Linked DNA regions of Homo sapiens: region 1 is linked to region 2. A link is a contact called in ENCODE Hi-C or POLR2A ChIA-PET data. All regions are on one chromosome and are shown on one strand. Each heading gives the region's core, a stretch centred on a gene start or an enhancer-like site at or near the end of the contact. The rest is flanking DNA. Distances are from core to core; before and after follow the strand shown.

Region 1 (5,421 bases), core at 1,542-4,041, 820 kb after region 2:
GTCTCGAACTGTTTACCTCAAGTGATCTGCCTGCCTCGGCCTCCCAAAGTGCTGGGATTACAGGCATGAGCCACCACACCCGGCTGTGCCTGGCTAATTTTTTAATTTTTTGTAGAGATGGGTCTCCCTGTGTTGCCCAGGCTGGTTTTGAGCTCCTGGGTCCGAGCGATCCGCCCATCTTCACTTTCAAAAGTGCTGGGATTACAGGTGTGAGCCACTGCACCCTGCCCCAAAGCAATTTTTAAATGCTACAGTGTAAAATAAGCATAATAAGTCCAACAAAGTTCTGATTTTTCTCACAATGACTACTTACGTTGTTTTAAGCAATCAGATGACTTCACTAAACATCTCCTGAGGTGTGCCTGCTCTGCTGGTGCCCTAACTGCATGCCCATCTGGCTCTTGGGTAACCTGCTGCGAGGGAAGGAGGAGGCCTGCACGTGTCACCCGTGGCCAAAATTACTGGCTCTCCCTTTTCGTGGCTTGTTGGCAGTAACCAAGTAATATTTATAGGTGTGTAGCATTGTTCATGGTCTGTTGTGTTCAGGGAGAAGTTGTTGGATCAGGAAGGTGGTAAAGGCTTAAGGCAGTTTCCCCTGCATGCCGCTGTATTTGCTATTTTGTCTTGGGTGTAAATTCATTCTGAGTTTAGTCAGGGTATGAGGATACTTAGCACTAGGGAACTTCCACACAAGAGCCTGGTACTTGGCAGGGGATGAGACATAAATGATATGAGGCCCTTGTTCTTTGGCACTGAAATTAGGTGAGGAGCTCATGATCCTTCTCAGAGGGGGCCTAAGCTGTATCCACCAACGGAAACCACATGGAGAGGTAGATCCTTTCCCCCCTACGGTCTAAGGTCTTGGGAATCATTTAGGAAAAAGGAAAACAGAATCAGAGCTGCTAAGAGATAGATTCATATTACAGAGTAAGGATTTAGGAAGCTTGTTCCTGAGCCCTTTCTTGTAAGTGCTAAAATAATGCCTTTCTCAGACTTCCTTTTAGAGCCTCTATTATCTGGAGTAAAACACCGGAGTGCTTGGATGAGTATTAGAAATTGAGATTTGTCTCTGAGGCTATTAGTGGGGAACGGTACCACAAAAATATAGTTTCTGAAAGTTTTTCTTAGGTTGATTTTTTTTTTTTTTTTTTTTTGAGACAGGATCTCACCCTGTCACCCACGATGGCGTGCAGTAGCACGATTATTGCTCACTGAAGTCTTGACCTTCTGGGCCCAAGCAATCTTCCTGCCTTAGCCTCCCATGCAGCTGGGATTACAGACATGTGCTACCACACCTGGCTAATTTTTGTATTTTTAGTAGACATGGGGTTTCGCCATGTTCCTGGCCTCCAACTCCTGATCTCAGGTGATCCACCTGCCTCAGCTTCCCAAAGTGCTGGGATTATAGGCGTAAGCCACCACACCTAGCCTGGCCAGGTTTGTTTGTTTATTTATTTATTTATTTTGACACAGAGTCTCGCTCTGCTCCCCAGGCTAGAGTGCAGTGGTGTGATCTTGGCTCACTGCAACCTCCGCTTCCTGGGTTCCAGTGATTCTCATGTCTCAGCCTCCCTAGTAACTGGGACTACAGGCGCCTATCACCACGTCTAGCTTATTTTTGTATTATTTGTAGAGATGGGGGGTTTTGCCATGTTGGTCTTGAACTCCTGACCTCAAGTGATCCATCCACCTTGGCCTCCCAAAATCTGGGATTACAGGCGTGAGCCACCGTGCTCAGCCTATTTTTTTCTTTTCTTTTCTTTTTTTTTTTTTTTTTTTTTTTTTTTTTGAGATGTTGTCTCACTCTGTTGCCAAGCTGGAGTGCAGTGGCGTGATCTCGGCTCACTGCCATCTCCGCCTCCCAGGTTCAAGTGGCTCTCCTACTTCAGCCTCCTGAGTAGCTGGGATTACAGGCACGCACCATCATTCCCGGCTAATTTTTGTATTTTTAGTAGGGACAAGGTTTCACAAGGTTGGCCAGGATGGTCTCGATCTCCTGACTTCGTGATCTGCCTGCCTCAGCCTCTCAGAGTGTTGGGATTACAGGTGTGAGCCACGGTTGCTCGGCCTATTTTTAACCACTGAAAGCAAATGAGAAACAGAGTGAGAAGGATCACAAATAGAAGCCATGAGCAGAAAAAAAGGGAGAAATTGGCCTGGAACATTTTTTCTTTGTTACCAGGTGTCAGCTGTCAGAGTCCAGTCCCATGACTGTGACACAATCCATTTGGATAAGCCACTTAGCTTGGCTTAGGAATATTCATCATTTCTTATATCCCAGGGCTGTTCATAGGCTAACGTGTAGTGATTATTTGGCCAAAAACACTGATATTTTCAGAAAGTGAAGCAGATTAATGCATCACCAAATCTTTAAATGCTAATATTTGAAAATTGGGCCAGTTTGGAGGAGTGTGAGAAAAGAGGGAATGGGGTGCCCCTGTACTCATTGATTGAAACTCAAGAAGCTAGGTGGAAATGGGTGAGGTTGACAGCACAGGTATGGGTTTTGCTAGAAATCTAAATGAACATCATGAATAGAGAGTAGGGAAGCACACAGATAACCCAGTCTCGATGTTGGCTCTTCCGCCTTTAGGGATCAGGTTCATCTCCAGGTTGCCAGGGCATCAGGAAAGCACCTCGCTGGATTTCAGGGCAGGAGGAGGGGAGTCACAGGGTAAAGGGAAGAGGCTACACACAGAGCAGGAGCAGGGGCTATGGGAGTTAGGGAGGGAGCCGAGGGGGAATTTTCCCTTCACAAATGGCAGGGCAGAACACCAACATGAGGAACACAGTATATGCATGGTGCTGTCTGCAGTGACATCTTCTGGCCATTTGTGGAAGAAGTTTTCTCTGAGGCATCACCGATTCTTGAGAAGAGGAATTTAGGAATGTTGAGTTGAGGAGGTACACCGAGACTGGATATGAAGTTGTGATTGTGGTACATCACTTAACACAGTCCCAAAGGAAAGACCCCCACTTTATCTGTGAGTGTTAGTTTTCCTTCAGTGCCTGTTGCCAGTCAGCTCAGTGCATCCTGCTATTGACACGATACCCGGACCATCCTCTTCCTTCCATCTTCACTGTCCCCACGGTAGTGCGGGCTGAGTTGTACCATGGTAGCTTCTTGGTACTTTTTGTTATTGTTGTTGTTTTGAGATGGAGTCTTGCTCTGTTGCCCAGGCTGGAGTGCAATGGTGTGATCTCGGCTCACTGCAACCTCTGCCTCCCAGGTTCAAGTGATTCTCCTGCCTCAGCCTCACCAGTAGCTGGGATTACAGGCACCTGCCACCACACTCAGCTAATTTTTGTATTTTTAGTAGAGACGCAGTTTCACCATGTTGGCCAGACTGGTCTCGAACTCCTGAACTCAGGCAACCCACCCTCCTTGGCCTCCCAAAGTGCTGGGATTACAGGCGCAAGCCTGGCAAAAATGAATTATTTTTAAAGTTGAAACAGAATACCTTCCTGTGATTAAAAAAAACCAAGCAGTCTAAAAATATTACAATTATACAATTAAATCTCTCTTTTGTTTCTTTTTCTTTTTTTTTTTTTTTTTGACTTGTTGCCCAGGCTGGAGTGCAATGGCGCGATCTCGGCTCACTGCAACCTCCGCCTCCTGGGTTCAAGCAATTCTCCTGCTTCAGCCTCCCAAGTAGCTGGGATTACAGGCATGTGCCACCACGCCTGGCTAATTTTTGTATTTTTAGTAGAGACGGGGTTTTACCATGTTGGTCAGCCTGGTCTCAAGCTCCTGACCTCAGGTGATCCACTCACCTCGGCCTCCCAAAGTGCTGGAATTACAGGCATGAGCCACCGTGCCCAGCCTAAATCTCTTTTCACTGAGGCTTCTAATATGCATTTTCATTATATCATTTCCTGTAACAGAGCCTCTGTTGACCTTCCATGGGCTGCAGGAAACGGTCTGAATTCCTCAGCTGCATTTAAAGTCCTCCAGAGTCAGACTCTACCCTGCCCAGCCACTCCTCATCACCATTTCCCCCGAGCACCAACACTGTGCCAGCTGCTCTGGCCTTCATGCAGGCCTCTCCCTGCCTGTCCTAGGACCACCTTCTTTCAGCTTCCTTGCCAGGACCCACCCTTTCCAAAACTCCTTTTCTGTCTTCCTCTTCTTGGAGCCCTCTGCCCTCTTCTAAATCCTGCTAGCTTTTACAGCTTGCCTTGAATATTGGGCCACATATTGTCTTATACTGCTTAGTTATTGCTTGTGTCCCTAGTTAAACACAGAATAGTGTTGGGTGGGGCAGGGGCTGCTGGGTGGGGAGGAGACATTCATTTCTTCTGTGTCTCTCTTACCCTGGGCTTCCCTTGCCATTGATTCAGGCATGAGTATCCCCTTTGCTTCATACCTGTCATAATTTTTCTTGGACCCTCCTCCTCTGTTAATACCTCACTTTGCATGCAATCGATTTCATTCTTTTCTATCTAGAAATTATCTCAAGAGGCCATCGGGTCCAGCTTCTGCTTTCAGGCAAGTAAAGTGTTACCATTCCCATTTTACAAAGGATGCAGACACTCTGAAATAAAGGCTATTAGGAGGATGGGGGCACATCAGAGCCACCATATCCCATCCTATCCTAGAGGAATTGAATGTGAGTAGAAGTGAACAGATTATAAATAGACCTAGATAGTGTCCTCCTTCTCTTCTTTTCTTTTCTGTTGCCTGAGAGTAACCTCTGGGGTGGAGCCCAGGGTAGAGGAGGAAGGCTCCTTTTCAAACCTTCAGTTAAGGAGTTAAGGAGATAGGTGATGTCCTGGAGGCTTGCTTAGTCCAGTTCCCCAGGGCAAGATATCTAACAGGAAATTGGGGCAGAAGCTCTAGTTTAGAGGAATAGATGAGCATTTGCCTGGAGTATTCCCCATGTTAGAAATGTACTGGGGACATAGAATGGTGGGAAGGAAGCAGAATGAGAATGAGTGTTGTTGGTTGAAAGGCCATCTGACAAAGTGATGCATACTTAGACCTCTCATTGAGGACTGCAAGGCTAACGGCCCATGGACATATGACTGGCTGGCCCAGGTAGGGGTGTGGTGGCCAAGGCCCACCTGCTGCCCTTCTGGGGTGCTCTTTAATGGCTTTCAGAAGCAGAGGTATTTGCAACACCAAAATTTCATAAGCTCAAGAGCTTGACCCAGTTTAACAGAGTATACATAAACCAATAATATTTAAAATGAAAAGCCCATTGGTGTACAGAGAATGATGTATGCTTTGCAGTCTGACTAAGGCAACATCTGGAACAACTGATTTCCCAGGAAAGTTTCCCTTGAAGAGGAAACCCTAGGCAGTTTAGATCCGGGTAGACTTCACATCTTGGACTTTGGGCACAGAGAACTTCATTCAAATACTATTACATATGAACATATACTAAATTGTTTTATAAAAGTGGTACAGGAGGCTATTTG
Region 2 (5,279 bases), core at 2,280-4,779:
CAGGCATGAGCCACTGTGCCCAGCTATATTTCATGTTTTATTTATTTATTTTTTTTGAGATGGAGTCTCACTCTGTTGCCCAGGCTGGAGTGCAAAGGTGGAATCTCAGCTCACTGCAACCTCTGCCTCCCAGGTTCAAACAATCCCTGCCTCAGCCTCCTGAGTAGCTGGGATTACAGGTGTGTGTCACCCCGCCTGGCTAATTTTTGTATTTTTAGTAGAGACGGGGTTTCACCGTGTTGGTCAGGCTGGTCTTGAACTCCTGACCTCTTAATCCACCCACCTTCGCCTCCCAAAGTGCTGGGATTACAGGCGTGAGCCACCGCGCCCAGCCTATTTCACGTTTTAAATTAGAACACTTACTTGCATATATCTGTAGAATCCTGAGTTCCTAAAGCATATAATGAAGAACCAATTCTATTGTAATCATCTGCAGCACCTATGGAGAAAGTTTTAAGAATTTAGTATACCTATTCATAGATTTAAAAATACTTACTGAGCAATTACCTCTCAAACAATGTGTAATATGAGACACTCTAGTAAAGAAAATAACGCAAGCAACAGGCATGGTGGCTCATGCCTGTAATCCCAACACTTTGGGAGGCTGGGGCAGGCAGATCACCTGAGGTCAGGAGTTTTGAGACCAGCTGGGCCAACATGGTGAAATCCCATCTCTATCAAAAATAAAAAAATCAGCCAGGTGTGGTTGCACATGCCTGTAATCCCAGCTACTCGGGAGGCTGAGGCAGGAGAATCATCTGAACCCAGGACACAGAGGTTGCAGTGAGCCAAGATCACGCCACCGCACTCCAGCCTGGGTGACAGAGCAAGACTCCGTCTCAAACAAAAAAACAAATTGGAGGTCGGGCGCAGTAGCTCATGCCTGTAATCCCAGCACTTTGGGAGGCCGTGGCAGGTGGATCATGAGGTCAGGAGATTAGGATCATCCTGGCTAACACGGTAAAACCCCGTCTCTACTAAAAATACAAAATATTAGCCGGGCATGGTAGTGGGCACCTGTAGTCCCAGCTACTGGAAAGGCTGAGGCAGGAGAATGGCGTGAACCCGGGAGGCGGAGGTTGCAGTGAGCCGAGATCACACCACTGCACTCCAGCCTGGGCAACAGAGCAAGACTCTGTCTCAAAAAAAAAAAAAAAAAAAAAAAAACAACTGGAAAATAAGAAGTATAACTTTCTTCATTAATAGACGTGACATGATCATCTATGTAAAAATCCTAAGGAATCTACAAAATAATTACTAGAACTAATAAGTGAGTTTATTTAGCAAGGTTGCAGGATATAAGATCAATATTGAAAAAAATATGCTGTGTTTCTATGTATTAGCAAAGAACAATTTGAAATTGAAATTTTAAAAAACATAACATGGCCGGGCACGGTGGCTCATGCCTGTAATCCCAGCACTTTGGGAGGCCAAGGCGGGCAGATCATGAGGTTAGGAGATTGAGACCATCCTGGCTAACACGGTGAAACCCCATCTCTACTAAAAATACAAAAGAATTAGCCGAGTGTGGTGGCAGGCACCTGTAGTCCTAGCTACTCGGGAAGCTGTGGCAGGAGAATGGCGTGAACCCGGGAGGTGGAGGTTGCAGTGAGCCAAGATCGTGCCACTGCACTCCAGCCTGGGCGACAGAGCAAGACTCCATCTCAAAAAAAAAAAAAAAAAAAAAAAAAAAAGGGCATCTAAGATTTTGGAGACAAAAATCCTGGGCGATAGAGCTAGACTCCATCTCAAAACAAACAAACAAACAAAATTTATTTATTTGGAGACAGGGTCTCACTCTGTTGCTCAGGCATGAGCACGGTGGCATGATCACGGCTCACTGCAGTCTCAAGCTCCTGGGCTCAAGTGATTCTCCCACCTCAGCCTCCCAAGTAGCTGGGACCACAGGCACATGCCACCACGGTTGGCTAATTTTTTTTTTTTTTTTTTTTTGGCGGGGGAGGGATAAGGCCTGACTCTGCCACCCAGGCTGGAGTGCAGTGGTGGGGTCTTGGCTCACTGCAACCTCCACCACCCGGGTTCAAGTGATTCTCGTGCCTCAGCCTCTCAAGTAGCTGGGACTACAGGGGCATGCCACCATGCCCAGCTAATTTTTGTATTTTTAGTAGAGATGGGGTTTCTTTTTTTTTTTTCTTTTTGAGACAGAGTCTCACTCTGTCACCCAGGCTGGAGTGCAGTGGCACAATCTCAGCTCACTGCAAGCTCTGCATCCCAGGTTCACATCATTCTCCTGCCTCAGCCTCTTGAGTAGCTGGGATTACAGGCGCCCGCCACCACGCCCAGCTAATTTTTTGTATTTTTAGTAGAGACAGGGTTTCACCGTGCTAGCCAGGATGGTATCGATCTCTTGACCTTGTGATCGGCCCGCCTTAGCTTCCCAAAGTGCTGGGATTACAGGTGTGAGTCACTGCGCCCAGCCAGAGATGTGGTTTCATCATGTGGGCGAGGCTGACCTCGAACTCCTGACTTAATGTGATCCCCTTGCCTCAGCATCCCAAAATGCTGGGATTACAGGCATGAGCCAACATACCCGGCCTATTTTTTGCAAAGATTGGGTTTCACCATGTTGCCCAGGCTGGTCTCGAACTCCTGAGCTCAAGCGATCCACCCACCTCAGCCTCCTAAAGTGCTGGAATTACAGGTTTGAGTCACTGTCTCCAGCCTAATAAAACATAAAACTTATAATAGCATAAAAAACCAAATAATCAGGAACCAATCTGACTAAAGATGTATAAGATCTATACAATGAAAACTACAAAACACTGCTGAGATAAATTAACGAAGACCTGAGTCAGTGGAAATATGCTATATTAATGTATCAGAAGGATCAATATTGTTAAGATGCCAGTTCTCTCCAAATTAATCTATAGAATCTACACAATCCCAATCAAAATCCCAGCAGGCCCTTGTGTTGAAAAAGACAGCTGATTCTAAAATTCATATGAAAATATAAAGATTTTAGGGCTGAGGGCAGTGGTTCACACCTGTAATCGCTCCCTCCTTTGGGAGGCTGAGGCAGGTCGATCACATGAGGTCAAGAGTTCAAGACCAGCCTGGCCAACATGGCAAAACTCTGTCTCTACTAAAAATGCAAAAATTAGCCAGGTGTGGTAGCATGCATCTGTAGTCCCAGCTGCTCGGGAGGCTGAGGCACGAGGATTGCCTGAACCTGTGAGGCGGAGGTTGCAGTGAGCCAAGATCACGTCACTGCACTCCAGCCTCCAGTCTTGGTGACAGAGTGAGATTCTGTATCAATAAAAGGAAAAAGAAAATATAAAGATTCTAGGGCTGAGGGCGGTGGCTCACGCCTGTAATCCCAGCACTTTGGGGGCCGAGGTGGGCAGATCACCTGAGGTCAGGAGTTTGAGACCAGCCTGGCCAACATGGTGAAACCCCATCTCTACTAAAAATACAAAAATTAGCCAGGCTTGGTGGTATGTGCCTGTAATCCCAGCTACTCATGAGGCTGAGGCAGAACTGCTTGAACCCAGCAGGTGCAGGTTGCAGTGAGCTGAGATCACGCCACTCACTCCAGCCTGGGCAACAGAATGAGACTCTGTCTCACAAAAACAAAAACACAAAACAAAACAAAAAACAAAGAAAACATAAAGATTCTAAGAAGGGTCAAAAACAACTGTGATAAATAATAAAGTTGGGATTGGGCACAGTGGCTCACGCCTGTAATCCCAGCACTTTGGGAGGCTGAGGTGGGCGGATCACTTCAAACCTGGAGTTCGAGACCAGCCTGGGCAATATGGCAAAACCCCATCTCTAAAAAAAAATACAAAAGATAGCCAGGCATGGTGACACACACCTGTAATCCTATGGGGAAGGTCGAGGCATGAGAATCACTTGAACCCACGAGACGGGGGTGGGGCAGTGAGCCAAGATTGTGCCACTGCCCTCCAGCCTGGATAGACAGAGAGAGACTCTGTCTAGGGAAAAAAAAAAATGGAGTCTGGTGGCTCATGTCAGCCCTTTGGGAGGCCAAGGTGAGAGGACTGCTTGAGTCCAGGAGTTCAAGACCAACCCAAGCAACATAGCAAGACCCTGTCTCTACCCCCTCAGCAGCAACAACAAAAATTAGCCACGCATGGTGGCGCATGCCTGTGGTCCCAGCTACTTGGCAGGCTGAAGTGGAAGGATCGATTGAGGATGCAGTGAGCCATGTTTGCACCAATACACTCATCCTGGGTGACAGAGCGAGACCCTGTCTCAACAACAACAACAAAAAACAACAACAACAAGAATAAAGCTGGGGCCAGGAGCAGTGGCTCATGCCTGTAATCCCAGCACTTTGGGAGGCTGAGGTGGGCAGATTACGAGGTGAGGAGATTGAAACCATCCTGGCTAACACAGTGAAACCCTGTCACTACTAAAAATACAAAAAATTAGCCGGGCGTGGTGGCGGGCACCTGTAGTCCCAGGTTCTCGGGAGGCTGAGGCAGGAGAATGGCGTAAACCCAGGAGGTGGAGCTTGCAGTGAGCCAAGATTCCGCCACTGCACTCCAGCAGCCTGGGCGACAGAGCAAGACTTCGTCTCAAAAAAAAAAAAAAAGAATAAAGCTGAAGGAAGAAGGACACAAGAAAAGATGTTGAACCTCAACAGTCATTAGGACAATACAAATCTAAACCACACTGAGTTACCACCACTGACCTACTTGAATAAAGTTAAAAAGACTTCAAATTCCACTGGGGAAAAAAAAAAGACTGACTATCCTTGTTGGCAAAGATGTGGAGCAACTGGAACTCTCATGCCCTGCTCGTGGGAATGCAAAATGGTACAACCATTGTGGAAAAAAAAATTGGTAGTTTCTTAAAAAGTTAAATATTCATTTACCACATGACTCAGGCATTCTACTTCTAGGTATTACCCAAGAGAAAGAAAGCATGTCCGTACAAAAAGTTATATAGAAATGGCTCACATAAATTGTATCTGTAATAGCCAAAGCTAGAAATAAATAATTGTTGTATATCCATTCAATGGAACACTACTTAGCAACAAAAAGAAATGAACTATCGATATACACAACAACTTGGATGAATCTCAAAATAGTTTTTTGAGTTTCAAAGCCAGACAATAAAGAATACATACTGTATGATTCAATTTATATAAAATACTAAAAAATACAAACTAATCTATAGTGACAGAAAGCAGATCAGTGGCTGCCTGGGGATAGGGCAGGAGGGAGAGATTTCAAAGGGCCACAAGAAAACTTTGGGGGTGATGTGTGTGTTCATTATTTTGATTGTGGTAA

What was found. A loop is a pair of places that touch in the nucleus more often than their neighbours do. ChIA-PET counts read pairs that join two places held with the same protein, here RNA polymerase II (POLR2A).
Region 1: a loop to region 2 is called in a map of HCT116, with 4 times the contacts of the local background. The contact joins two enhancer-like sites. A Hi-C loop is called at or near these places in 1 of 168 maps with a recorded cell type or tissue (HCT116). POLR2A ChIA-PET finds 5 or more read pairs at or near these places in 3 of 52 experiments (A673, H1 and activated naive CD4-positive, alpha-beta T cell).

What each region holds. Positions count from the first base shown.
Region 1 is chr14:35,410,625-35,416,045 of GRCh38, forward strand. No RefSeq gene overlaps it. Among named protein-coding and RNA genes, the nearest start is that of NFKBIA, 8.6 kb to the left of the region's middle. Within about 2 kb of position 2,792, at least 8 of the 41 ENCODE cell types and tissues checked have a DNase peak (open chromatin) inside an H3K27ac peak, as active enhancers do.
Region 2 is chr14:34,585,867-34,591,145 of GRCh38, forward strand. It overlaps SNX6 (sorting nexin 6), which reads right to left. Exons shown (of 14, transcript NM_152233.4): 9 at 364-439. Among named protein-coding and RNA genes, the nearest start is that of SNX6, 42 kb to the right of the region's middle. Within about 2 kb of position 3,530, at least 2 of the 41 ENCODE cell types and tissues checked have a DNase peak (open chromatin) inside an H3K27ac peak, as active enhancers do.